7 separate regions of the Homo sapiens genome follow, and all the other regions are linked to region 1. A link is a loop called in an ENCODE intact Hi-C map of the cell type or tissue named here. Cell type or tissue: endothelial cell of umbilical vein. All regions are shown on one strand. Region 1 holds the start of SCTR-AS1 (SCTR antisense RNA 1). Region 2 overlaps C2orf76 (chromosome 2 open reading frame 76). Region 3 has its middle 42 kb from the start of STEAP3-AS1. Region 4 has its middle 70 kb from the start of MARCO. Region 5 has its middle 24 kb from the start of TMEM37. Region 6 has its middle 5.2 kb from the start of STEAP3. Region 7 has its middle 36 kb from the start of EN1.

Region 1 (4,000 bases):
TGTTTTAAATGGAACTTCATGCCCTGCTCACTCAGCCATTTGAAAACCACCAGAGTGCCATTGAGATGAACCCCTCCAGGCAGCGCCCCTCACGGAAGGGTGGAGGGTCCTTCGGCCACGACCTGTAGGCCACCCCTCTGCATTTCTCTGCATAATAGATCGTGAGACCACCACAGTCCTCCGGCTCAGCTGCTCACTGCCCCCCACCCCTGGCACGAGGACGCATGCTGGGCCCTCTCACCACATGGGCAGTGGCTTCCCCGCCTCCCCAGTGCCTGGCCCAGAGCCTCTGCTTATCAAACGCGGGCTGGCTGGCTGGACAGAAAGGCAAATTGAATGGGGATAAAGAGCCTGCCCTGAACTCTTCTCATAGGGAAGAGGAGAGCACTTCCCCACTGGAGCTTTTACAGCAGGAGCCCAGCCTGCGGAAGGGAGCCACTAGCCAGGAGGGAAGTCTTGGAAGGCCACCGTGAGGAGTTTCCCTCCTCGGGCTGAATGGCCTCGCTGAATTCTGTACTCTGAGCTGCCAAGGAGGGCTGGGATCTGGCTCCCCAGCTCAGGCCGGTGTAAGTGTTGCAGGGGGCAGGATGCTGATGGCCGAGTCCTGTGGGTAGGAGCCCTGCCACCCCTTTGCTCTCACTGGAGCCTTAACAGCCCCAGCTGAGCGTGGCATGCTTCTTTACACAGTCTCCAGGGGCTGGGCCCCTGGCTAACAGGGTTTAGGGTCTAATCCTCACAGTGCCCCACTGAAGGAGGTGCTGCTGCCCATTTTACAGGACAGAACACCAAGGCCCAGAATTGAGCTATCATGCCCAGCCACAGCGTATGCTATCACTGTTCTACCCACCCACCGGGCCCTCTTCCTGAAGTCTCAGGGGCAGCGTCTAGGACCAGGAGACCGTGTCCTCTGAGATCTGGGCATGCCTGCCCTGTGGAGGCTCAGGAGGCCTGGAGCGCAGGTTTAGAAGCAGCCAGATCTGAGTCTGAAACCCAGTGCAGCCTCTTGGTCACTGTGTGACCTTCGGTGCATCATTTCTCTGTGCCACAAAATAATCACCCACACTGCAAGAGTGAGCAGGGAACATGAGAGCACACGGAAAATGCCTAGGCTGGTGCCAGGCACAGAGCGGGCACCGAGGCATCACTCCCCTCTCTTTTTGGCCTTTCTAAAATAGGCAGAAGTGGGAGGGGCTTGGAATCTTGGAATTTAGGCGAGGGGTGGGGAGGTTTCTGGAACTGAATCAAGAGAGTTAGGTTGTCAGATGGGAAACAACGGTGGTCAAATTTAGGCTGGGTGGATGGGAAAGCAAGTTAAGGGAACACAAATTCCCCCAAGGCCAGAATCGAAGGTTATAAGACAGCGCGTGCCTAGAGGCTGGGCTCCCTGTGGGCTCGCCCAGGGCAGCAGGCCTGCCCGTTTGGGGCCCTCTCCTCACTGACACAGCAGGACTCCCAAGACAGATGCTGCATGTGACCCAGGCCAGGTGCCCAGAGCTGCTAACAAGGCAGGGCCCCCTGCCTTCCACTCTGTAGAGCTGCAAAGCAGCTGCCTCCCCACTTCCCCAGGGCTGAATTCCTAATAGGTAAGGGAAACTTAACCAGGCACAGGCCAGTGTGCACCTCAGGGGACCCCTGAAAGGATGTTTGTGCATATATATATATATATAGATGTAGATATTTATATTATATATATAATATAAATAGATATTTATATTTATATTTGTATTATATTATAAATATAAAATAAATATATATATTATGTGCATATATATAAATATATAGATATATAGATATATATTTATGCAGTTCGGGGAAAGACTAGTCCAAAGCTTTCATCTGATTTTCAGAAGGCTCCGGGACCCTAATCAGGTTGGGAAGCATGACCGCTTTAAGGCCAGATCCTCACTAAGTAGGAAGAGAAAGAGGGCCAAGGGGATGCCGCTGGGGAATTGTGTTTTTTAATAAGGAACTCTGGAAGACCAGCGTCCTTTTCAGAATCAAAGGAATACACCCTAGAGGGAGCATTCTAGGCCTGGCATGAACAGAAACATCTGGGGGCAGAATCGGCCTGCGGTTTCTCCAGTCACATGGACCCCACCCCTCCTGTCAGGACCCATGTAGTAGGTGCCCTCAAGGAGAATTAATTTATTTTCCAGAGCACCTTGTCCTCACTGGGCGCTCCCCCTGGGGTTAGGGTTGGGGGCACCACCTAGGGAAGCCTGCCTTCCTGCCGGGAGATGAAGGGGCAGGAGTCTAATCAGACCCAGAAGTAGATCTATGGGGATGAAGGAGGGGTGGGTGGGAGTTCTTGATGATAAATTGAGGCCAGACAGCTGTTGACCTGTGCTCTTGGGCCACCCACCCCCAGGCTGGGTATGAACAACGTGGCCCCCACCACCCTGGAGGGAGCCCAGAGCCCAATAGGCAGGCCTTTGGTGTGGCCCTGCAGGCCCACAGCGACACCATGTGGCGGCGAGAAGAAACTGCAGCAGAGTCGGCACAGGACCCCAGCTTCCATCCTCACGTTGTGTGGACATGGTCCAGCTTCCTGCCGCGGACCATGAGCAATCCAAGGGTAGGGGAGCCTCAAGAGGGAGACACTGAGCCTTTACGTAATGAGGCAGGGAGGGGTTCAAGCAATTAATTGAGAAAGGATGTGACAGGACTGGCACCTGGTCACTTTGTGGCCGTGAGCACCAGCTCCGCCTATCCCCTCTGCAGGGCAGAAGGGACAGTGCTGCGGGAGGCGGAGGTGCTGTGGCTCTGGGAAGGCTGAAAAGGGACGGCTGCAAAGGAGAAGAGCTTCGAGTCCTTTCCATCAGGAGAAAAACCCGGTCAGCTGTGGAGGAGCACTGCACAGGAGTCAGAAAGTGGAGTCTGGGCGTGACCTTGCACCTGACCAGCCTGGGGCTCTAGGTCCGCCACATCTGGACTAATCTCCTGTGTCCTGAGCTCCCAGGACCCCAGAGGCAAGCATGGAGGGGCCACGCTGGCAGGTAAAGTTGGTAAGCTTGCGGGGGTGTGTGTGGCAGGGGTAGGGGAGGGAAGGTGGGAAGGAGAAAAAGGAAAAGAAGGGAGAGGAGTAGGGGAGAAGGGACAAAATTTATTTCCAAGCACAGCCTTACAGGGCAGGTCTTATTTATTTTCCCCATTTTACAGTCAAGAAAATTGAGGCTCCCCAGCAGTGAGCAACTTGGATCCCGGGGCTGACTGGCACCCAGCTAAAAGACATTTCCCCAGGTCCCTTGCAGTTAGATGTTGCCATGTGACTGAGTTCTAGCCGAGGGAATGTGGGCAGAGTGGGATCCTTCCCAGGCCCGCCCCTTATGAACCTCTGCTGTGTGGTCCTCCGAGTTCTTTCCTCTCCGCCAGTCAGCCTGGAAACTATGTGATGCCACGGTTGTGAGGTGTGGGGTGCTGGGGTCACCGTGTAGAGGAGAGCTGCCTGCTAATCAGGAATACCTGTTTCCTGTTCTGGACGTTTTTTGTTTGTTTGTTTGTTTGTTTGTTTGTTTGTGACAGAGTCTCACTCTGTCGCCCAGGCTGGGGTGCAGTGGCACGAGCTCAGCTAACTGCAACCTCAGCCTCCCAGGTTCAAGTGATTCTCGTGCCTCGGCCTCCTGAGTAGCTGGGATTACAGGTGTGCACCACCACGCCTAGCTAATTTTTGTACTTTTAGAAGAGATGGGGTTTCACCATGTTGGCCAGGCTGGTCTCGAACTCCCGACCTCAGGAGATCCGCCCACCTCGGCCTCCCAAAGTACTGGGATTACAGGTGTGAGCCACCGCACCCAGCCTGTTTTGGACTTTCTGTGGACAAATTTGCATGAAGGCTTTGAGATGTGGGGCATTGTCTGTTACAGCAGCTAGCATTACCAAGCCAGGAATTGGAGGAGCGGGTTTCAAGCCTGTCTACCTCATTTCCCCCAGTTCCCATAGTGTAGGGTGTTGAGTGAGGCTTCGAGGGAGCAGCATGTTCCCCAAATATGTGTGTGTGTGC
Region 2 (4,000 bases), 160 kb before region 1:
CTAACAGGCCAAGCCAGCAATGCCACAGGCCCCGCAGATGGGGAATAGAAAATGAAAGGACAACAATAACTTGGAAATGAGAAAAATGACTGTGAACTGGATAAGGCACAAATGAGGACATGTGGATGAAGTTTCTCTGAAGTTTTAAAACCGTATCTGTGAAAATATATTGAACTCTTCCCTTAGAAAAGTTGAAGCAGAAACTTGCAGAACCATCCCCAGGGCATCTTAACTAGCATTGTTATGATTTGGATCAAAGTTCATAAAGCCAGATTCCAGAAGCACTCTGAGTGACTTAATTGTTTTGGGAGTCCTCCCTTAAACAAATACATTGTTCAACTGGAAAAACAAGCCCTAATTTTATAACTAGAACCTGCCAGTGTGAAACATATGTCTTAAATATAAGTAACAATTCTAAGATTGTTTTGTCTTCCGATGACAGGATAATTTCCAGATTTTTTAAATGTTATAATACTGATAATTTGAACATGATGAACTATGTCTCCACTAAGATAAAGGAATAATTTACTACTTACTCCTTTTTGGCAACATGAGCATATGAAAAGCCAAATGATGTAGAACATGCAGCAATGAATGGAGAATGGGGACTTGCTTTGCTTTACAACCTTTTTGAAGAGCGTATTGTTTTATTTTAACTTTATTTTATATTTGTATTTGTATTTTAGATGTATATAATACACAAAAATATAGAACATTACCTATTCTCTACATTTTAGGAATGAGGTTGAAAACATTCCTGTCCCAGAGGAGAGAAATTGGACGAAGTCCAAATATGGTGGCCACACATTCTAGTACCAATCAAAAGGGCAGATTCCATACCACAGCCCCAGACACGTGTGAGCATGACATTTTGAGGCATTTCACAATGGATATTGTAAAACTGGCATATACAATCCTTGGTATAAAAAATAAAGTTACTAGAAGGAACCAAGCCTACTAAACCCTTGACTTTTGCTCAGTGAAACTGATTTTGGACTTCTGACCTCCAGAATTGTAGGAGAATAAATGTGTGTTGTTTTAAGCCACAAAAATATTTTTTAAATAACATAAATTTTAAAACACAGTTACTAATCAATGGTCAACAGACATAGCCTCATGCCATTTTCTTGTGATCTGTGATACGCATTTATCTGAAAGGTGATTGAGTGTATGGAGTGCATCTACGACTACAGAAGACAATGAAATAAAATGAATTAATAAATACTTCATTCAAAAATTGTTATGGAAAAACTCCTATGAGCCAGGCACTGTGCTAGGTATTGGGATATGACAAATAATATCTTATTCTTGAGTAGTTTATATAATACAGGAAGATTACTGCTTTAATGAGGACTCTATGGAAGGCCAGAGATTAAAGAAAAAAAGATCACTCTGCTCTGTCTGTATGATAAACAAATCTTTGACTGTGGCTTCATAAAAACGTTACTCTAAAAAAGTAAAAAAACAGAAATATAAACACACAACAAACCCATAAATAAACAGCTCTCTTTGGGAAAGGTAAGACAACTTCAGGATTGCAGGCCATGGCCTTGGTGGAGCTAAAAGGTGTGTTCCCAGAGCCACAGTTCTGTGCCTTCTCTTATACACAGCAAGAATCAAATTAGAACAAGTGAATTATTTGTGTCTGCATCTGGCCCTTTTGTTCTGGTACAGAATTAAGAAAATCAAAGACACTGGATTGCCAGATAATAAGCAGTTTCTTTTATCTGTAAATTGAATTTACTTTTCCAAGTTTTATGCTTATTTTATGTTAAATATGTGCTTGATAAACAAAATATGGTATACTTTTTTTAATTAACACTTTTTTAAAAAGGACCTACTACTAACAGGGAAATAGCTTATTTTTCTTCAATGAAAAAGCTAAGGCAGTAAAAAGGGTACCTACAAAATAAAAAGCGCTATTATAATGGGAAATATTTTAGATGTACATGTATTCATTCACTTATTCACAAATTCAACCAACATTGATTACTTGCTATGTGCCAGATACTGTACCTGTGGAACATACCTTTGATTTATGTGCTTGATGAATAATCTTTAGTGCATCTGAAAGAAAAAAGCAAGTTATCTTTTTACACAGTTTATTCTAAACTTCTTTTCAAATTATTAAAATGGGTGGAGGGTGGCTACGAAATTGAGAAATGTAAGTCCTTGTTTTATAACCAGACTCATTTAGAAATATACTATACAGCAAAAGAAAAATTACTTCTGTAGATCATTAAAACTGAAGTAAAAGATCTTTATCTTTTAAAGCCTTGGTCTTTGACACACAGCAGTGTGTGTGTCAGAACTTTTTGTCAACTCAGCACATTTTTTCTTAGAATGGAAGACAAGCAAATCAGATTACTGTACCTTGTTTTTTTGGAGTCAATACAGAACAGGATTAGCAAATAATGTAAAAAAAAAAGTCTTAAAATAGACATTAGCAAATGCAGTTCAAAAAAATCTATTCAGATGAGATATAATGACAAGAGAGCAAATGATGATACAGGTGTTGCCACTCTCAGTATTCAAACACTGTATCTAGGACCACCGGGAATCTGAGCAAGGCTGCTAATGCCCCAGGAATATCACTATCTGTCTCTTGGTTTGCAAATACTGCACAGGCTCACACCATTTCATCTGCTCTATTCAAACCCAACTTCACTCCTTAATTTGTTTATCTTGAAGTCAGGCTACACTGTGCACTTCCAGTAAGTAATTTCTCCACACTTGGGTAAAATTCGAACTCAGCAACAATCAGCCCTTAATTACATAATCTACACAGCCATTCAACAGGTTGAAATTCAGAAAGTTTCCGATTCTTCACTCGTTTTTATTTAAACATTTAATGAATGCATTATGATTACAGTGTATTATTGAATAAACTCCCAAACTTAAACTAAAACTCATTCCTATCAATCACGTTGTAACAAGGAATTCCAACAGTGACAGGAAATGAAAGGATCTATTTTTAAAACAGACCTTATTTAACTATGTTCTCATAATACACAATAAGGTGGCTATCTAGATAAGAACTAGCACTCTGAATTTGCCCATTATTTTAAATAGTCAACTTTCAGTTATCTATTGCAATTTTTTTTTTTTTTTGAGACGGAGTCTTGCTCTGTCGCCTTGGCTGCAGTACAGCAGCATGATCTCAGCTCACTACAAGCTCCACCTCCCAAGTTCAAGCAATTCGCCTGCCTCAGCCTCCCGAGCAGCTGGGATTACAGGCTCCCACCACCACACCTAGCTAATTTTTGCATTTTTAGTAAAGACAGGGTTTCACCATGTTGGCTAGGTCTCGAACTCCTGACCTCAGGTGATCTGCCCTCCTCAGCTTCCAAAGTGCTGGGATTACAGGCATGATCCACTGCATCTGGCCTTGTAATTTTTTATACAAGGTCAACATAATCCTCAGTAACTCTGTATTCCTAAGAAATAAAAATAAATCTAACCTAAGTAAAATATGCATATTAGGGATGTAAATAAACCATAATTGCTAAAAATAAGCTTAAAATGTGTGTAAGAAAATAAACAAAGTTGACTTTCAGCTTATCTAGTATTCCAAATTACCTATCATGTCCTTTTTCTTACTATAGATATGTTTATTATTTGAGACAAGTGAGAGAAGCCAATAGTATTTTTAAAATAACAGGAGCTCAAAGTCTGTTGCAATCAACCTGCAAAACTATAGTCTGACCTTACTAAATATTAATCCTGTTCTATATATTTTGCTAATGAGCCTTTAAACTAGAAATCCTGCTGCTCTAATAGGTTTGGCAAACACACAATTAAACGGCTACATATTTTAGCAGAAAAAGAAATGTTTTGAAGAGAAGTTTTTGCCAGATTTTTCTCTCCAACAGAAAGGGGTGTGACCTGAGGAGTGGGTAAGAAAGGAGAAATGACAAACCAGCAGAGAGATGTATTACTGTCCCTTTCTGTGTTGAATAAGCTGCTTCCCTTGTTCTTGCTTCTTTCAAATAATCCTCAT
Region 3 (4,000 bases), 190 kb before region 1:
ATCCAAGTTTTGAAGGCGGGAAGTGGATGGAAGGGTGGAATTGTAAGAGCAGAGAAAGCTCCAACCCCGACACTGGCAGAAAGCACCATCCACCAGAAGCTAGACACTCACCCTCAGAACCTGGAAGCCGCAGGCCTTGCTCAGGCCAGAGACTGGAGAGGAGGCACTCACCTGCTTAGGGTCAGCTATTCCCCTCTGAGGACAAGTCACCTCCCCAGAACAAGACACGTGGCAATGGTAGAACCCACAAGCTCCATCCCCTCAGCCTTGGTGAGTCACTCCAGCCCCCAGCCTCCTCTCCCTCTCTTACACCTCAAGCCTTCTAGCAAAATTTCCCTGACTCTCGAAGGCTTTCAGGGAAAACCGAAATAATCTGTCTTCAAGCTGCTCTACTTTCAAGTGTATAAGCAACCCTGGGCCAAGACACTGAAAAAGCCAACATGTTGGAAAGAGAGGAAGAGAGAATACAGAGAGAATTGCTGGCTCTAGAAACTACTCTGTCCCTTTGACTTGGAGCCCGAGGAAGGCCAGTTACCAGGACCTTTGCAGGCAGGTCCCAACGCATTTCTAGCAAACACGGGGGCCTTAAGGCTGCAGAATGTGCGCTATGTCAGGAGGTCTCATGCAGCCAGAAGGTAGGGACATACTGTACTCTGCCTCAAATCAGCCTTCTTAAGATTCTACTCTCCTGTGGTTTAGCTTCTGTGTTCCATCTTGCACTTAACCAAGTCTCCTTGACATCTTAGTCTGGAAGCGTCTACCAGCTGTGGTGTCTGCATTAAAGCGCAGGGTGGCCGGGCGCAGTGGCTCACGCCTGTAATCCTAGCACTTTGGGAGGCTGACGTGGGCAGATCAGGAGGTCAAGTGATCGAGACCATCCTGGCCAACACGGTGAAACCTCATCTCTACTAAAAATACAAAAATTAGCTGGGCGTGGTGGCACGCGCCTATAGTCCCAGCTACTTGGGAGGCTGAGGCAGGAGAATCGATTGAACCCAGGAGGCGGAGGTTGCAGTGAGCCGAGATCGTACCACTGCACTCCAGCCTGGCGACAGAGTGAGACTCCGTCTCAAGAAAAAAAAAAAAAGTGCAGGGTGGCTTTGACAGGACTGGGGACTGGAATTAGACACCAAGGGGGTCCACAGAGCTATAAAGAGACCCTGCCACTTTAGACCTTGTCTCAGGCCCCGCTCGTAGCCCCAACTCAGCCCTCTGCCGGTAGTAGTTCTCTGCTGTCAGCCACACCCAGCTAAGCCAGGAAGAGAGACCACAGAGGCACCGCTCTGCACCAGGGCAGACTGGTTTTTATTCTGTCTGCTGCCTTAAAGTGAGATTTCTTAATTTTTAAAATAACCTAGAAACAAACATAGGGTTTTGTACACTATCCAAAGAGTTACTGGCATTGCCTAATTATGTGTGAGAACATTCAGTCTTCAGAAGGGAAGAGGGACATTCCCTCTGCAAAGTAATTCCTGCGTCCCTGCCCCTGCATGGGAGTCACCATTTGACCCCAAAGCTCTGGGCACTGCTTACAGGCTCACATATGCCCAAGCTAAAGGACAGCTTCCAAGCCCCTCCACCAAGCAGAAGAACGTCTCCCTGCAATTGGTTTGAGAAGGAATTTTTTAAGCACCTCACCTGGGCCAAATGGAGGAGGCTGCCTATCAATTGTTGTACTAGGAAGCATTTAACACAGAAGCCATAGAAACCGGCTCACGACCTTTCAACCTTCAGCTTTAAGGAATCCTCAACAAATATACAGGGACGTTTTCCAAAGCGTTGACACATTATTAGTCTTCTTTTTAGAAATGGCCCATCATTAAATAGAGTGGTATAAAAGAAAAAGAAGGAAATAAGACTATAGAGGTAAAACTGACTAAAGTTAGGTATTGGCTTTGAAATAATTAAGCATTGACTTTTAAAATAAAATTTTAGGCTGGGAGTGGTGGCTCATGCCTGTAATGCCAGCACTTTGGGAGGCGAAGGCGGGTGGATCACCTGAGGTAAGGAGTTCGAGACCAACCCGGCCAACATGGCAAAACCCTGTCTCTACTAAAAATACAAAAATTAGCCTGGCGTGGCATTGCACGCTTGTAATCCCAGCTACTCAGGAGGCTGAGACAGGAGACTCGCTTGAACCTGGGAGGCGGAGGTTGCGGTGAGCCGAGATCGTGCCACTGCACTCCAGCCTGGGCGACAGAGTGAGACTCCGCCTCAAAAAAATAATAAAAATAAAAATAAAATTTTAGGCAGTAGCAATTGCATGGTCGCTGTTGAGCACTAGTACAACATGCCACCCCATCTACAAGCTGATGGCTTTGACTTTCAGCTATCAGACGCCAAGGCTGACTTACAGGGGGACAAACCTATTGAACACAGTCCTTAACAAATGACTGACACCGGCTCGGCCTCATCAGTTCCCAGGCCCAGACAGACTCTGCTGCCACCTGGTGGCTGAAGGGTAGGCAAAGGCGGACAAGTGCAGAGCCACTCCACCTGACCTGCAGCCTGGACTTCTCCGCGTAACGAGGCTCTGCTAATATGGCAGGAAAGGTGTCATACCGAGGAGAAGCTGCTCGGCAAGATGTAAAGATGAACGGCTGGGCATTAATCGGCTGGTGCCTGGCAGGTATCTAGAATATTCTAACTACAAAACCTGCCTTTGCAAGATTTTTCTTCCCAGAGATTCTATTTCCTTGAACAAGCTGTGTATCCATTCATTCTACCACCTCACTCCACCCCATCCCACCTGAAGCAAGTTACAGCCAGAGAATAGTGAAAGGGACGGCTTTATCCTTATAGAAAGGAAATTTAAAGTGCCGGCTGTTGTTAATGAGCCCATTACTCCTAATTGGGGAAAATTGCAACCAGAAGAAAGGGGATATGTCAGGGAAACATGTGACAGGTAATGTGCTCAGGGCTGGCTGAATCCAAGGGCAAGGCACCTCGGGAAATGAAATGGGAAGAGAAGGTTCTTGGAAAATAAAAAACGAGTCCTTCCCTGGGTCCAAGAACACTGCTGGGTGGTGTGGTTGGAGCTGACAGGTGGAGGGGGAGAACGGGCAGCAGCCGGACACCCCTGCCTTGTAGGAAGAGGCCTGGCTCCACTGCCTAGCACTCATGGGGGACAACCTCCTATTCAGTGTCTAAATGTTCTCTCTGCGCGATGGGATTAGTAGTATTTCTTTGTAAAATAGCAGTGTAACAGAAATTATTCCCCAAAACAATATGTTTAGTCAGGCACCGAGCTAGGTCACCTTAACAAAGTCACAGAGAAATTCTGGAAGGTCAGTGTTATCATCCCCACTTAACAGAGCCAGAAACTGAGACCTGGAGAGGCCAAGCAGCTCACCCAAGGTCACACCTCCAAGCTAGCAACAATGCCTGTGTTCTTCCAACCCCGGGCTGCCTATGTCCAAGCGGAGCTCTCTCTTCCCACTCATGCTTGCCTAAAGCAAACACAGAAAGACAAATGATTCCAATATATGCAAAAGTGCACCATTTGCCTTTTCCAATTTGTATAATTTTAAATGTCACCACAAGTTCACTTCTAGGTCACTTTTAAAACAAGCAACTTTGCTTTAAGGCAAGTGGGGAAAAAAATTCTGCCTTAATTTGTACAGTTGTACAATCCACTGTTCAGTTTTCTACTTAGTTTTCCAGGGAACAGTTCAAACAGAAACAAATGACAATCTAGGACACTTATCTTGCCTATTGTGACTAACCACCACAGCGTTTGAGTTTTGTTTTGTTTTTTTTCCAGCTGGTAAAAAAGCCCTCACAGGAGGCTCAGGACCGCCTCCGGGCATACGCAGAGCCCTAGCGGCAGAAAAGAACTGTCAGCCGCATGAAAATGCAAGTGCAGCAGTGACCCGAGTCAGACCGACAAAAACAAACTAACTTTCAACACAGGTTTTCATCTCATTTCCTCAACTCCATTTGAAACACATATGCACACAGGACTGCTGACCAATTATTCCAGAGCTCAGTCTATACCACT
Region 4 (4,000 bases), 460 kb before region 1:
GTGCAATATGCATCATCGAAGAACCCAGAAACCTCCTCCTCCTGAGTTCAGGCTTTCGGTCTTGGTCGTCGTGGGTCTGCTGTGTGTCACTGGTGGGCGGGCCCATTCTAGGACAGGAGGTACAGTGTCCAGAGAACATGGATGCTGGGCGGGCTGAGAAGAGAAATGGGACTGAAGATTGGGGGAGAGAGAGATGGGGTGCAGGAGAGAACTTGATGTTTTAGAGCAAAATATAATACATCCTGTTTGTATGCTGATGGGAATGACCCAGTAGAGAGGGAGAAATCAATAATTCAAGAGAGAGGGCATAATTTCAGGAGCAGAGTTGTTATGAGGACGAGGGGGCAAAGGATCCTGAGCAATCGGTGGGAACAGGAATAGTTTTTCTAGTACAGCAGTAAGGAAGGCAAAGCTATGAATAAAGATGCAGTCACCAGTGGATCTGGTGGTGGGAAGATGAGGGATGAAGGAATTCTCATCTGAAAATTGCTTCTATTTTCTTAGAGGGCATGAGCCAAGGTCAGCAGCTGAGTGGATGGGGAGGAACAGGTGCTGGCGGGTTGTCAAGGGAAAAGGATCCAACTCTAGAGTGGGGAGGGTGTGCTGCCGCCTTTCCTGGAAGTGTTGGGGATCGTCAGGAGGCTATCGTTTGAGGGCTCACCCTGTGCCAGGCACACGCTTTCTCATGTAATCTGTAGAGCAACCTGCAAGGTAGATACTACAAGGACCATCTACGGATGAGGAGCTGTGTGTTCACAGTTACACAGCTGGTAGGAGGCCGAGGCAGGATTTGAACACAGGTGTGTGTAGAGCTGAGTGGTCCTCCACTCATCCTGCTGAAGACACCTGCGCAGCACCTTCACGTGCTTCCTCTCCTTCCTACCCAGCTGGGCACCAAGTCTTGCCGTGGCTAGCCTCCTGGTTAAGTCCCATTTCCTGAGAATGGCAAATTTGGGAGCTCTAATACATTGATGGCTACTGATAGTTTAATGTCCTAACCCAAGGGTTCTTCACTGCTTCATCCTGTGCCGCACCTCTGTTTTCCTTTGTACCGGTCACAACCGTGTCCCCAACCTCACTATCTCACGCTTGCATCTTCCCCACCGCAACTTAGCAGATATTGACACATGCCTACTCTCCATGAGGCACTGTGCTGAACACTGCTGATAGGAAGATCAGAGACCCAGTTCCTGCACCAAGGCTAGGATCCACAGAAAACCACGAGGAAATGTGATTTCAAAACAGTGATGAGTTAGGGTGGCCCAGGACGGTGAGGGCCAGCAGGGCCTCTGATGTGAACTCCTACCAGGCCCAGGGCCAGAGTGGGATTCCTTCCTGCACCCCGCTCCCGAACTCCATATAGTACAACCTTAATGAACACGGACAAAATTGCTTTGTCTCCTCAAAATAGCATTAAAGATAACACACGAAATTTGCAGGTCTGTTCAAATGCATGTTAAAACAGTATTTTCCTGGATTTTCTGATTGCAGTGCTTGGATCAGCTGATGAGAGCTTTTCTCCACATCTCCACACCTTTTGGCGGGGCTTGGGAAGAACGTAGCAGGTGCTCCATGGCACACAGAAGGTGCTTGGTACACACGGATGCTTGGCCCCCGAGGAACCTGGCAAACCCTGGGCGGATGACTGGCTGTTGCAAGTAGTGGCAGGGCTGGAAACTGAGGAACAGCCTGGGGAAGGGGGAGTTTCACGTCGCTGGGCTCCACAAACATGACCTGGGGCTGCTCCACCCCTCTGTCCCTTCTGAGTAGAAGGGGGGCTTAGTCCAGTGGCGGCCGCGCCGCAGGAGGTTGCTTTCTCTCTCCCGGCACGCGGGGTCGCTGCAGGCCGTGCTCAGCCCTCCAGGAGCCGGCCGGTGTCCGCGCTCGCGGGCGGCTCTGGGACCGGGAGAGGCTGCGGCTCCCCGCTAAGGCTCCTGCGGCCGGCGCCTCCTGGACCCACCCACCCACCTCGGAAGACAGACGCCTCTCTTCAGCTGTACCGGCCCCAGGCTCCGCCAAACTCCCTCCTCGCCCTCTCCTTCCGACCCCCTAGTAATAACAAATTCACTGTTGACCCTGGACAGATGGTGTTCAAAAAGCTACGTGCAGGGGGCCAGTACACTTAGGTCGCAGGGAAACTCCCACGTATTAAGCACCGACTGTGAACTGGTACACTGTGGGGTTCTTTATAGACATTAATTCCCCAGAACAATCCCACGATACGCTATACTGCCCATTTTAGTAAGAAGAAAACAAGCTCAGAGAGGTTAGGTTATTTGCCCAGGGCCACACAGCGAGAAGGTAAGCAACAGAACTGGTGGTCCAAACCCAAGGTTGACCCAGAAGGCCATGTCTTCCCCTATACCTGCCACCATCTTCCCATGCCAACCCCCACAGGGTAAAGAGTTTGGGCAGGAGGAGGTGGCTACTCCAGCAGGTTTGCTGGAGGGACTTCTGAAGAGCCTGGGGAGACTAGGAGTTCTGTAGTGGGAAAGCATCAAAGTAGTCAAGGGGCCTGAGTTCTAGTCCCTAGTCTGCCAAATAGTGGGTTATGACGTCAAGCCAAGTCTTTCTCCTCCAGGTCCTGTTTCCTCATTTGGACTAGGAAGAGTGGGACGGGGTCATTTAAACACCAGCACCATCTTCTACAGTTTGTGCATGGAAGACTCCTGGATCAGGGCTGGTTAGTGAGAAGAGAAGAGAGCCAGGAGGAGGCCTTCACGCAACTCATGTTGGGGCTGTGCCATCTGCGAAGTGAGGTTGCTGGATACCAGAGGCCCAGAGCCCCTGAAGAGTGGCCCCGGCCACAGGCCCACCTGGGTGGCAGGGCAGCACAGGCCCACACCAGTGGGCACTCACCCATGGACTCGGTGAGTGCCACCTACTGTCTCATGCCCTCTGGCATTTGATAGCCCCCCTTCCCTCTGCTGGAAGCTGCCTCTCTCCTCCAGCTCTTTTCCTGGGGAGTGTTTCTGGTTTAATTCTGTTTCAACAAACTTACCTGGGCGGCTCATTCTAAGTGCCAGGCCTGCAGCAGGTGCTGGGCATGTGACCTGGGCCAGCTGGACCCTCAAGGTGCTCAGCCCGGTGGGGGGACAGAACCATCAACAGACAACTAGATGATCTAATATGAGATGCAGGGACACAGAAGAGGATGGGAACCCGCCTGGGCTGGTGAAGGGCAGAGAGCCTTCCCCTGGGAGCCCCACCTGAATTGGAAAATGAGTACAAGACAACAAGGGGAGAAGCAGACACTGCAGGAGGAGGGAGCTGCATGAGCCAGGGTGGGGCTGGACATTCAGGGAACATGACCAGTGAGGAGGCCAGCCCAGCAGCGGAGCCACGACAGCATGGGGCAGGGACAGGCCAAGGGGCATGGGATGGGAGGGCCTGCAATGCACAGAACGGAGGGCAGGGTCCTAGCTGATTCCAGGTTCCCAGCTGGGGTGCTCAGGAGTGTCACCAAAACAGAGAATGCAGGAGACAGGCAGGTCAGAGAGAGATAGGCTTGGGTTTCCCTGTGGAACCTGAGAAGAGCTGTCCAACTGGCATGGGCAGCAGGGACCCTTTGGGGCTACCTGGGCCTGCTGAGGTGGCCCTCTCATGGCACCCCAAGTGTGGAAAGTTCTCAGAGACAATAAAGGCTACTCTGTGATGCTGATTGTGGCTCCTGCTGTCATTGATAAAAGAGGCTGAAATTAAAAATCAGCCTCCTCCCCAGGTGGGCTGCATTTACAGATGCTCCTAGCTCTGCACCCGGTGGCACTTTATCTCCTGGATGAGTGGACTTGACTCTTGGAGAAGCTGACAGTCCAAGGCCACATCCCCATGAGGCACGGAGACCAAGGTGTCACTGCTTATATCAGTATGCCCAGAGAGCCCTCTTCACTCCCATCCATAGAGGGTTAGCTTACAGAGCTGAGGCATATGGCAGACCAGAGGGAAAATTACCCTGTAAAGACTGCGGGCCTCTCAGGCCTTCCTGTAGCAGGAAACCACA
Region 5 (4,000 bases), 68 kb before region 1:
CCAGCAGGTTCGGTGTCCAGTGAGGGCCTATTCCTCATAGATGGCATCGTCCAGGTGTTCTCTTGTGGCAAAAGGAATGAAGGGGAGCAAAGTCTCTCCCTTTGGCCCTTTTTTAAGGACAATAATCTCACCCATGAGGACAGAGCCCAAGCGGCCTAATCACCTCCTAAAGGCCCATTTCTTAATATTGTTGCTCTGGGGATTAAGGCTCAACATGAATTTTGAAGTAGACATGAACATTCAAACCACAGCACTTCCAGTCCCTCAAAGTGCAGAATATGAGCTGGAAGTGGGAGGGGTCAACAAATGACCCTTGACTAAGGGAGCTGGATCACCACCACACAAGCAGCAGCAGGGATGGAGAGCTGAACCTTGGCCTGGGAAGGGGATCCAGGAACATGGCAGGCCCTGGATGCTGGACCTCCAGGGCAGAGCAGGACCAGACGCCAGGCTGACTACTATGGCGAGAGGAATTCCTCCTATTCCCTGTATGAGAAATGGGAATTTTACCATCATCCTTAGAATGCAGAAGCGACATTAGCATTAACATTTACACTTTTAATTGTTGTTGCTGCATTTGGGACTCCCAGCTCTAGGCAATATGATTGCCAAGCCATTGCCATTTGTTACTCCACTAAGGGACATTTGGGAACATCCTGCCTCCCTGGGTTCCAGTGTCACTGCAGCCAGAGGCTGTGTGGGAGATGGGGAGGGACCAGGTGTGCTCCTGCCATAGGGCTCCCCCATCACTGGGTAAACTGAGGCTTGGCCTGATGTCTTTCTAATTTAAAATCGCAGGACCAGGACCTGCACCACTGGACAAAATGAAAGCACCTGTCCCTGCTCAGGAGACAGTGAGAGAGCTTGGCAGTTGGGATGGGGGTTGGGGGTGGAAATAAACAAAAAGATGTACACAAGAAATGGCTGAAAAACAAATAAAATGAATGCTAATGAATACTGTGCAGACTGACTCAGTATATTCCCAGGTACAGTGACCAGTGTGCACAGCCAAGTCCACATGCTCAGTTGCAATGGTGGTCAAATCTCTAGGGAGCCCCCAGCTTCAACGTGTGTGGCTTTTTTTCTCCACTTCAGTTTCAAGTCCCACAGCAAACTGGTTGGCCCACTGGGCCTGGATCTAGGAATGTAGATCCAGGGTGTGGATCTGAGTGTGCCTCCAGCCTTCCCTCCCTAGGGTGTCTCTGTGCAGTGGCCTTGTTCTGTCCTGCTGGGGAGGGACTTTCTTAGGCAGAGAGGAGGGCAGTGGCTGCTGACTGCCCCACCGACGGAGACCCTAGAGGAAGAAGGGACTTCCAAGTGTATATATAATGCCCCAGAACTGTCCCATTTAGGTTGACTAGGCACTCACCCCTCAGACCCATCCATTACTGTCACCACCCCCAGGCCATGTGCCCCTTGCCACAGCCAGGAATGACAGGATTCTGAGACTGTGGCTCCATTGGGAACGGGTAACGTGGGCAAGGGGAGAGGGCCAGTCTCCCCCCAGAGAACAGGGCAGTGCTACCAAAAGAAGAGGGAAAGAGACACAGAGGCACTAAAATCTCTTATGTCTGCAAGATGTGTATATGTTTGTGGCAGTGGGGTGCCAGACTTGGGTGGGGAATAAATCAATTATTTGTCTGTAATGTCAGGCAGAGGCCAGCAGAGGGAGATGTTGGAATGTGTTGGGATTTGTGGGCCCTCTACCCACAGACAGGACTTGGGAAGCCAAGTTTATTCTCGGCTGAGACATTTGTGTTGGTGGTGACCCCAGTAGTTCAGTGTACACTAACTTTGTCTTATGTACAAAACCATTTAAAACAGTGTATAAAATTACCTTCAGACTACATGTAAAAGATGTATATGAAAAAAATGAATTTCATGTTTAGACTTGGGCCCCGTCTTCAAGAGATCTCATTCTGTATATACAGATATTCCGAAATCTGAAAAAAAAAAAAAAATCCAAAATCTGAAACACTTCTGGTCCCAAGCATTTTGGATAAAGGACACTCAATCTGCATTGAATTAACAGCACCGCCCAGCTCAGCGAGCCTGCCAGGGGCGTGAGAGCCCTGAATCCACACAGTCTGCTCCAGTCCCCACTTAGATTTTCCCCAGAGGGAGGCATTTCCTGGTGCTCTTCTCACCATCTAGGCAGCTGGGCATTCTGAAATGTCTCCAGGAAATGCCGTTGGGAGATTTCTGAGACTCTTCAATCAAACCCAGGCCTTCAGGGAGCACCCAGGTTGCAAGTGGTGAGTCCAGAGTGCAAGTGTTGTGCTGAGAGTGCTGATGGTGCAGAAAGCCCTGGATTTGAAACCCCAGATGCAAACGAGCTTGGGTCAGCTGCCTGACTTCCTTGTGCTTCTGTTGCCTCTCCCTAAAATGGAGATATAGTAGTTCCTGCCTAAAAAGTTTGATGCGGGCCGGGTGCGGTGGCTCACGCCTGTAATCCCAACACTTTGGGAGGCCAAGGCGGGCGGATCAGGAGGTCAAGAGATCGAGACCATCCTGGCCAACATGGTGAAACCCCGTCTCTACTAAAAATACAAAAATTAGCTGGGCGTGGTGGCGGGCGCCTGTAGTCCCAGCTACTCGGGAGGCTGAGGCAGGAGAATCGCTTGAACACGGGAGGCAGAGGTTGCAGTGAGCCGAGATCGCGCCACTGCACTCCAGCCTGGCGACAGCCTGGAGACTCCGTCTCAAAAAAAAAAAAAAAAAAAAGTTGATGTGAGGAATAAATGAAACAATACATTCTAGCGTGCCTAGCACAGTATCTAGTACACAAGTGCTCAACAAATATTATAATAATATTGTAATCCCTAACACAGACACACATTGGAATAACCTACGTAACTGGTTGCACATAAATCTGTCCCAAATATTTGCAGCTGACCCCTTCAGGCAGGAACAGCCCATCACAATGGATAGAAAGCATGTTAAATGCCTGTGGGCTCCCTGCCTTCTTAAGGACACATGACCCAACTTTTCCAATTAACTTGAGGTCACAGAACATCAATCAGTATATTATGTGTTTTTGTTTTATTTTAATTTTTGTGGGTACATAGTTGTTGTGTATATCTATGGGTTACATTGGATGTTTCGATACAGCATGCAAAGTGTAATAATCACATCAGGGTATATAGGGTATCCATCACCTCAAGCATTTATCTTTTGTGTTTCAAACAATCCAATTATACTCTTTTACTTATTTTTAAATGTACAATTAATTTTTTTTTACTGTCATCATCCTGTTGCACTAGCAAATACTAGGTCTTATTCATTCTTTCTAACTATTTTTTTGTACCCCTTAATCATCCCTCTTTCACCTCTATCCTCACCCTCCCCAGCTACCCTTCTCAGCCTCTGGTAACCACCTTCTACTCTTCATCTCCAAGAGTTCAATTGTTTTAATGTTTACCTCCCACAGATAAGTGAGAACATGTGATGTTTGTCTTTCTTTGCCCAGCTTATTTCACTTACCATAATGACCTCCAGCTCAATCCGTGTTGTTGCAAATGATAGGATTTCATTCTTTCTTTATAGCTGAATAGTACTCCTTTGTGTGTATGTACCACGTTTTTTTATTTCTTCATCTGTTAACGGACACTCGGGTTGCTTCCAAATCTTGACTATTGTGAACAGTGCTGCAATAAACATGACAGTGCAGATACTTCTTCAATATACCGATTTCCTTTCTTTTGGGTGTACACCTAGCGGTGGGATTGCTGGATCATAGGATAGCTCTATTTTTAGTTTTTTGAGAAACCTCCGAACTGTCCTCCATAGTGATCGTACTAATTTACATTCCCACCAGCAGTGAATGAGAGCTCCTTTTTCTCCACATCCTTGCCAGGATTTATTATTGCCTGTCTTTTGGATAAAAGCCATCTTAACTGGGGTGAGATGATATTTCACTGTAGTTTCGATTTGCATTTCTCTGATGATCATTGATGCAGAGCACCTTTGCATATACCTGTTTGCCATGTGTATGTCTTCT
Region 6 (4,000 bases), 260 kb before region 1:
GCTACCAGGGAGAAAGTCTTTTCAGAGATGAATAAGGGCGTCCAGACAACAGAGATGTAGTAGTAGGAGGTGGAACCAAAACAGAACCAGGGGTCTGAATCCTGGCTCTGCCACTTTCTGAGATATGTCACATCAGACAGGTGACTTAACCTCCTGTGTCTCAGTTTCCAAATTCAAAAACGGAAAATGTATTATGACGATCAGATGAGTTAATACAGTCAAAATGCTTCTTAGAACAGCATCTGGGATGTAGCAAGCACTCAAAAACATATTAGCTATTATGATCACACAGAGATGCATACCTCCTAAAATCTTTCTGGGCTCCCACCGCCAGCATGATAAAGCCTCACTTCTCACCAAAGGCAAATCAGGCCTCTCATCATCTGCCTCCTCCCTCCCCAGCCCCATCTCCCGAAGCGCCTCTCAGGGCACCTCTGCCCTTGCACAAGGCAGGGCCTGTTCCTAGCAACTCTCAGAGTAGCAGTGGAAGTTTCCAACACCAAGATCTCAGATACCTCAAGCTGGCAGGAGTGCGAGGTCCAACAAGAAGAGATTTTATGAATCAGCCAGCCATGGGGGTGGGGCATGGCCAGGTTTCCTGATTCCCAGACCAGGGTGCCAACAACACCTACTGTTCATGTGAGAAAAGGAGAAAGAGGAGGAGGGGCCACTGGCGTCTTTTGCCCACCTGGGGTTCCTCGCTGTGGGAGAGGGGGAGGCCAGAGGACAGCAAGTTCCCTGAGAGCCTCTCAGAGAAAAGGAGGGTTTAGATCATCACACAGGATAAGGAAGAAGACCTTTTCCAAGGGGGTGGAGCAGAGCCTGCCTGGAGGTAAATTTCCTTTGGGAACTGTCTTCTTCAGTATTTCCCTTCCTCTCTGAACACCGTTTCTTTTCCTTTCAGATTATCTGACAGCCTTTTAATGAACACCTACTAAGTGCCCAGCACTTTCCTGGGAACTTAATTCTTACAACCTGTTAAGAGGTCTATACACTCATTTTACAGTGGAGGAAATGGAGACTTAGCGGAGATGTGAAATTTGAACCAGGTCCGTGTGGTTTCAAAGCCTGCGCATGTTCCTTTACCCTATGGAAGCCTCCAGAAGCCAAGGTCTCATCTCCCCTCTTCCCTGGAGGCCCCAAACCTGGGTAGCTGTGCCCCTAGACCTTTGAGGGAGGGTCTCGAGCCATTATCTCCCTTACCTTTTCTTGCAGTGACTTGGCTTCTCCCAGGCTGCCGTAACCAGCAAACGCCTAAAGATGGCTCTGAGACGATGGCCTTCTGTGTGTGTGTCCATGAAATCAGGTAGTACACCACACAGAACCAGACTCTCAGTGACATGCCTGATATTCCACAGACCTGCATCCGAGCTGTGCAGATCTCAGGTAGACACAACCAGTGATTGGGGATGGCTGGTAGGATCTTGCCTAGGCAGGCCAGGGAGCTCTGTGAGGAGTGTTTGGGAGAAAATCCCCCAGGTTCATCTCCCTGCATGGACTGCCCCTGCTGGGCCCTCACACTAAGCTGGTCCTGGTCCTCAGTACTGAGGGATCACCACAGGTGTGTAGGCCACAGCTCACAGGAGCCCTCCACCTAGCGGGTCAAAGGTAGTGGAAGATCTGAGAGTCAGGCAGACCTGGTCCAAATCCCGGATCTGCCATTTCCTCACTGCATGATACTAAAAAAGTCACTTCTTCATCTGAAAAATGGGGCTGATCCCACCCATTCTGCAGGGTCTCAGTGGGGATTGAAGGGGGCTGACCTCAATGTAGCACGATGCCTGCCCCAGGTGGGACTTCAGCAAACTCTCTTTCCTTTCCCTTCCCTCCCCTTGAAGGCCAAGACCAAGGAAACAGAATTGGGCATGCCAGAACATATCCCAGCCCTGTGGGGTGTATTTACCTCCACTTCTGATCACAGTGTGTTTGCGTATGACCTTGAGGCCAGTGACTTTTACACCTTGCCTATGCTGGGCTGGGCTGTGACTTGGCTGTGACTTGCCTGCCCTGAAGCCAAGCCTCAGCTGACATGTGTCTTTCCACCACCCCTGCTGTGCTGAGTGAGCACCAGCCACCTGTCCCATTGTTCCTGCCCCAGGCTGTGTGTGGAGAGTGGTCTGACAGGGCAGACAACACCCTACACTCCAGATGTGTTGAGGTGAGCTCTGGGGGTCAGGAAAGAAGCAGGGAGGGGCACAGTGTGAACATCCTGTGCAGATTTCCCCCCAACTGGCCCCCCAGCTGGTTGGGTTTTCTTTTCTCAGTAACTCCTGGCAGAAGTCCAAGGAGGCCTCCTTCTCCCAAACCCTCTGTCCTTGGCTCAAAAATCCAGCAGAGGACGTGCCACGACCACGAAAGGTGACAGCAGTCAAGGGGAAAGAGGACTCCCTTACTGGAGTGCACAGAAGTTTCCTATTTATTTTGCTTACGCGGTTGACTTTTTCCAAAGGCTGCTTGGGACGGCTTACCTCGAAAAGCTTAGCAATAAGGCTAGTAGTAAATCAGACAAAAAAATCATGGACTGGGGGAAAGAAAGTAGCATTTAAATATATTTAATAAGGACGATATAGTCGTGAACATGTGCCTGAGTATCCTGGCTACCACAGTAAAAGGGGAAATATGATCAGTTATGGGAAAAGAGTAAAAATATTAATCATGATTTTTTTTTTCTTGGAGCTTTGTGTAATAGGCACTGATGTTGAAAAGGGTAGAGTTATTTTTCCATATTTGTAGAAATTCAGAAGATTATCAGACTATTTGCCTCACAAGGACTTTTTAGCAAGCAAAAAGTATGATATTGTCATGCACCCTGGTGAGGGGAAGTGTCATCCAGTTCTAGGTTTCTGTGAATCTACCTTGATGCAGGTGTTCAGGGAGTAGTGAGTTTCCTCAGTTGTAATGTAGACCAGCGCTTCTCAAACTTAAACACGTATACAACCTCCTAGGGGGTCTTGTTAAAATGCCATTCTAATTTGGGAGCTTTGGGGTGGCCTGACACTCTGCCATTCTAAAACCCTCCCAGGCCATCATGATCACCACCTTCCGAGCAGCAAGGGGTTAAAACCCAGGCATCTCCCATGATCTAGTAGTGAGTGCCTTTCTAATCGCCCCCAGCTGAAAGGCAATGCAATGTTATCATAGACGGGCAAGAAGAATCTCTTCCTTGGCTCTGTAAATGCTTCCGGGATGTGCTGGGTCAGCCTCCCTCCATTCTGGTTGGCGATCTTGGTCTAGTCACAAGCCAAGACCGTTGATCATACACAAAAGTTTAAGTACCTACTACGCGCCAGGAAGCTCCCTCAGAAAGATGGTTGGTCCTGCTCCCCCACCCACCCTCCACCCTGGCATCTTTTATCCACTCTTCCTTCAGCAACTGCCTTTATCAATGCTCCCTTGAGCCAAAATAAACAAATAAAAAGCAACTTCCTTTGGAAGCTACTCCATACTCTTGCGCTGGCCACAGTTACATCTCCCTGCAGATACACAGATTCTCATGACACAGAGCTCAGACAGTGCTTCCTCTCTGGAGGGCTCATGTTTCGAGAGAAGACTGGAAGGAGGACAACCTTATGCTCCAGTAGAATTCCAAATTCTGGGGTGCAGGGACATTTCGTGTGTGTATGTGGAGGGGGGGGTGTCCTAATGCCCTGTAAGCCACACTTTATAATGCTGTACAATATTGGGTCACCATCATGGGCCATGGAAAGCAGAATCTGTGAGGTTCAGTCCCAGGCTCCAGCACCCCTTTGTCAGCTGGCCTCCCCGCTCAGTGCCCTCTCCCACTACCTGCCCTGCCTCAGCTCTGACTGCTGCTGATGTGCCTCCACCCATCAGGTCATTGTGATGGCAAAGACAATGCCTCCATTTGCCCTGAATGCAGCCTTACATAGGAAAGAGCTTCCTGTGCTCCAGAACTTGGAGGAGTCCTGCAGCACCTGGTCTAGTGGGGAGAGCATCAGTGGGGAGCGGCACCTTTCCTGCAGCCACGGCCCACTGGGCA
Region 7 (4,000 bases), 590 kb before region 1:
TCACTGGAAACTGCAATGGCTTGCAGAATGCTGTGTGGAACCCAAGTCCAAAATCAGTCTCTATCGTTATAAGTGCCGAAGGCTTGACTGGTTAAGTAGCCTAGTGATTCTCAACTGAGGGCGATTTTGTGTCTTGCCTCTCCTGCATAGGACTTTGGCAACATCTGGAGACATTTTTGGTTGCCCTAACTAAGCGGGTTGTTACAGGCATCTCGTAAGTAGAGGCCAGAGATGCTGCTAAACATCATGCAATGCACAGGATGGCCTCACCCCACCCCCAACAAAGAAATATCCAGCCCCAAATGTTCAGAGTACTGAGGCTGAGAAACCCTGGAGTAACCTGTTCTGGATCCAGGGCAGCAAGCGTGGCAGAGAAGTCTCTCGTGCCATGTCAAAGTGTGGCCTGAGACAGACACGTGCTTCCAATCAGCCTCCAGGAGCAGCCACCATCAGGTCACCTGTAGAGAAGGTCCCAGCCTGTGTTTCTTTTGTAAATGGCCGCAGGGTAGCTGCTCAACAGGTTGATCAGCAGTTGGCGAGGGAGTGTGTTCTATAGCTTGGCCACCAGGTGGAGATCGTGGGCTGTTTTTTTGCCATGGAATAGGTGCACCTGAGCTGGACCGGCCTACCCAGAGAGAGGCGTTTGCTCCTGGTTGCTTTCTCTAAGCCTCTGGTAGCCATCAGGAAGAGGGACTTTGAGGAGACAGAGGCATGAACTGGAGAGAGTGCTCAATATCCTCTTCTTGCTTAGCAATCCCTGGGCGTTTACAGCTCTGATCCTCCTTTCCAAACATTGAGATTTGCACCCTGGAACTTTTCTGTTAGCAGTGTCTATTCTGAAGGGGTATTTTGCTCCACTGTTATAAATGTGCCCTGTTGTTTCTGTCTGGAAGACAGACTGGGGAATATGGATAGGGATTGGGGAGGTGGGCAGATGGAAGAGCTACATGGCAGAGGTTGGCGCATCCCATCCCTCAGGTCACGATGTATGCCTGATGCTCTGCACACATGACCTCATTTTACCTCTTGGTGGACCATTTTAGATAGAGGCTTAACAACAAGCCAAAGTTGCACATTAAAGCCAAGTCCAGTCCTCCCCACGTCCCCACAGAGCCTCTTCTTCGACATCAGTGTAGGAGTTTCCTCATCTGTAAAGTCATGGGACTGGACTCAGGCTGGTTGCCTTCAGGGAACCATGTAATTTATCACCTGAGCAGGACACTTGGGAGAGTGGGAGGGAGCACTAACAGGACAGTGGTTGGGACAGCAGGTGCAAACCTGGACACGAGGTCAGCCTGGCTAAGTGACCCTTCCTGTCTAATACCCTCAGCTTCTGAGACCCAAGCGGGACTGTTTTCAGCTTCCATGACATTCATGAACATCATCCGGTGTAGCCATAAGGGAAGACCTGGGGGTAGAAAGAGAGTGAGAAAACTTGAAAGGCTGAGACTTTGGGGGCAATGCCTAGGACCAAAGGGGCACACTACCTCAATAGTTGTGTTCCAGGTTATGAGTGTGTCACTTATCACTTTATTGCCTCACTTCTCCCAACCCATACTTCATTGCATTGCTTGTGATACTGGAGGTGAATCTTGCCAACACGTCTCTTTTGCAACTGGCACGATGCTCAGCTTTGCCAGTAGAGGGTGGTAGAGGCACACTGCAGGGGGAAGGGCTTCTCTGCTGGTGTCTCTGTGCTCTGATTCCTTCTTGCTCCCGCGGGGTTCGGGACACCCAGTTGCAGCCTCCCTCAAGGACTTGCAGTGGCATCCCCTGTGTGCAGCTTTCTAGCGAGTTCTGCTGGCACCTCGCCCAGCTTCCAGTGAGTTCAAAAGCACCCCTTGAGGGCTTCGCCGTCCCACCAGTCCCCCAGCCGATTTTTCAGAAAGTTCAGCAGCGTTTCCTCCAGGCAGCTTCCCGGAAAGGGTTGCTGTCACCCCCGGGGGCAGTTTCCTGTTGGACAGTCTCCACCTGTCACCTGGGCAAACTTCATTCTCCAGTGGGGACAGCCCCATGCTCTCCCGCAAAGTCTGATTCTCATCCTTGGTGGTGAGAGGGGAAGCGGGTGGGGTGTCCCACATTTGTTTTCTCCTCGGGCACTTCGCTTAGCCTTTAGTGCCTGCCCCATATATCTGCCACCTCTGTAAAGTGCTCCCTTTACCCTCAGTAGCCAATACCCTGATACTCCCCTGTTATTAGTTAATAATTCTTAACTTTCCCATTTAAAATCCTGTGTGGTTTTCGTCTCTTGTTTGTCTGATAGTTTTCTTTCATTTTTCAACATCTATTTTTGACTTTCTTTTTGTATTTGTCCTGCTTATCGAGGACCTTGTTTGTAGAAATGCATCAAGAAATAAATTCTTTCATGCCACCAAATTCAGGAGACTCGAGTGAGTATGCTAAGTGGTTTCAGATAGCTGACCCTGAAAGTGTGCAGAGCTGAGCAATGTGTATGGTTCCCCCAAAGCAACTGTCCCTATGTCTTCAAGTTCCCAGGGTTTAAAACACCATGTTGCTTATGCCACTGGGCAGCAAGAAGTGGGCAAGTCACCTCCCCTCTCTAGGCCTCAGGATCTCCTTTTGTGTCCGGAGTTGGTTCCTTCCAGTGAGTTCTTGGTCTGGCTGACTTGAAGAATGAAGTCGCGGACCTTTATGGCGAGTGTTATAGCTCTTAAAAGTGGTGCAAACCCAAAGACTGAGCAGTAGCAAGATTTATTGTGAAGAAGGAAAGAACTAAGCTTCCACAGCATAGAAGGGGATCCCAGCAGGTTGCTGCTGCTGGCTGGGGTGGCCAGCTTTTATTCCCTTATTTGTCCCTGCCCACCTTCTGATGATTGGTCCATTTTACAGAGTGCTGATTGGTCCATTTTACAATCCTTTAGTTAGACACAGAGCGCTGATTGATGCATATTTGCAGAGTTCTGATTGGTGCATTTACAATCCTTTAGCTTGACACAAAAGTTCTCCAAGTCCCCACTAGACCCAGGAAGTCCAGCTGGCTTCATCTCTCAATCTCCCCTCTAAACAGGACACCCCAACTGCTGTTGGGAATTGGGAGATGACTGCTCTAGCTACTTCCTGCTGGATAGGGGTGAAGAAGGGGCCCTGCAGTTGTAGTGTCCTCCAGAGGGGAACTCTTTAGGCCAGTGTAAGGGCCAGCGGGTCGGTCCAAGGATCCTCACTAGAAATTGTTAGTTGAGCTCATTTGGGGCTCCATTTGTAAGATCATCTGTAGTTTGATGGCCTCAATCCTAGAGGAAACAAATTTTACAAGGAGGTTAAAAATGCAGGGCCCGAAGGTGAGTAATAGTAAGCTGGCTGTCACGGTACCTAGAAAGCAGAGAAGCCATGTCGCCCAACTCCAGAGGTTGGTATAAGAGTTTGAAAGGCGTTGTCTGATTTCAGAAGCCTTTTCCTGTAAACGCCGGGCAGCATCTCTTACTATCCCTGACTGGTTAGTGTAAAAACATCACTCTTCCCCTAAGAAGGTGCAGAGTCGTCCCTTCTCAGCAGTAAGGAGATCTAGGCCTCGGTGATTTTGGAGAGTCACTGCTGCCAAAGAGTCTATTTGGGATTGCAGAGGAAGGATAGATTTTGTTATTTCTTGCAAACTGCCTGAGAGGCAGATATAGGTTGAAGTTCCACATAAGAAGAATATGCCTTGGCTGGGTAGACAGAAATTTACCCTGGCTTTTAAAGGAATAGGGTACACTGTTTTTTCTTTACTACTTCTATCTCTCTCTTTCTCTCTCTTTGACTCCTTCTTTGTCTGTCTCTCTTTTGTAAAATGAGAGGGTAGGACAAGGTCATCACTAACATACCCTCCAGCTGTAAGAGTCTGAAATTCTATAGCTGGATGTATGTTCCAGAAACATCTGTACTTTCTCATTATCCACACATGTATAATCATCAGTCTGGCATTCAAGCTGAGTTGTTTCTTAGCCTAGTGAAAGCATCACTTCCAATAAATGTGCAACCACCTCTTGGAAGGCCAACACAA

What was found. A loop is a pair of places that touch in the nucleus more often than their neighbours do. Peaks named below come from ENCODE experiments on the same cell type or tissue, not always from the same donor. Only the 100,000 strongest peaks of a DNase experiment are listed, where the experiment ranks them.
Region 2: a loop joins it to region 1, with 4 times the contacts of the local background. A loop is called at or near these places in 25 of 110 quality-filtered maps.
Region 3: a loop joins it to region 1, with 5 times the contacts of the local background. A loop is called at or near these places in 9 of 110 quality-filtered maps.
Region 4: a loop joins it to region 1, with 9 times the contacts of the local background. A loop is called at or near these places in 25 of 110 quality-filtered maps.
Region 5: it touches region 1 in a loop (18-fold over the local background); 102 of 110 quality-filtered maps call a loop at or near these places.
Region 6: a loop joins it to region 1, with 5 times the contacts of the local background. A loop is called at or near these places in 14 of 110 quality-filtered maps.
Region 7: it touches region 1 in a loop (17-fold over the local background); 31 of 110 quality-filtered maps call a loop at or near these places.

Annotation. Positions count from the first base shown.
Region 1 is chr2:119,473,954-119,477,953 of GRCh38, forward strand. All of the region lies in intron 3 of SCTR (secretin receptor), which reads right to left. SCTR-AS1 (SCTR antisense RNA 1) reads left to right here and starts at 2,501. Exons shown (of 2, transcript NR_147847.1): 1 at 2,501-3,005. RefSeq lists enhancers at 1-267, 818-1,368. In endothelial cell of umbilical vein, a CTCF peak has its summit at 2,487 (motif pointing left); a DNase peak (open chromatin) is centred at 2,508.
Region 2 is chr2:119,315,437-119,319,436 of GRCh38, forward strand. C2orf76 (chromosome 2 open reading frame 76) reads right to left here. Exons shown (of 6, transcript NM_001322331.2): 4 at 2,030-2,067. Among named protein-coding and RNA genes, the nearest start is that of C2orf76, 49 kb to the right of the region's middle. In endothelial cell of umbilical vein, no CTCF peak of the experiment used is centred here; no DNase peak of the experiment used is centred here.
Region 3 is chr2:119,288,614-119,292,613 of GRCh38, forward strand. It overlaps a transcript of C2orf76 not described here. Among named protein-coding and RNA genes, the nearest start is that of STEAP3-AS1, 42 kb to the left of the region's middle. RefSeq lists an enhancer at 3,437-3,938. In endothelial cell of umbilical vein, a CTCF peak has its summit at 2,467 (motif pointing left); a DNase peak (open chromatin) is centred at 2,448.
Region 4 is chr2:119,009,777-119,013,776 of GRCh38, forward strand. No RefSeq gene overlaps it. Among named protein-coding and RNA genes, the nearest start is that of MARCO, 70 kb to the left of the region's middle. In endothelial cell of umbilical vein, a CTCF peak has its summit at 1,811; no DNase peak of the experiment used is centred here.
Region 5 is chr2:119,406,227-119,410,226 of GRCh38, forward strand. No RefSeq gene overlaps it. Among named protein-coding and RNA genes, the nearest start is that of TMEM37, 24 kb to the right of the region's middle. In endothelial cell of umbilical vein, a CTCF peak has its summit at 1,659 (motif pointing right); a DNase peak (open chromatin) is centred at 1,685.
Region 6 is chr2:119,216,626-119,220,625 of GRCh38, forward strand. No RefSeq gene overlaps it. Among named protein-coding and RNA genes, the nearest start is that of STEAP3, 5.2 kb to the right of the region's middle. RefSeq lists enhancers at 873-2,072, 1,443-2,039 and a silencer at 2,248-2,542. In endothelial cell of umbilical vein, a CTCF peak has its summit at 2,318; no DNase peak of the experiment used is centred here.
Region 7 is chr2:118,881,163-118,885,162 of GRCh38, forward strand. No RefSeq gene overlaps it. Among named protein-coding and RNA genes, the nearest start is that of EN1, 36 kb to the left of the region's middle. RefSeq lists a silencer at 603-662. In endothelial cell of umbilical vein, CTCF peaks have their summits at 557 (motif pointing right) and 1,618 (motif pointing right); no DNase peak of the experiment used is centred here.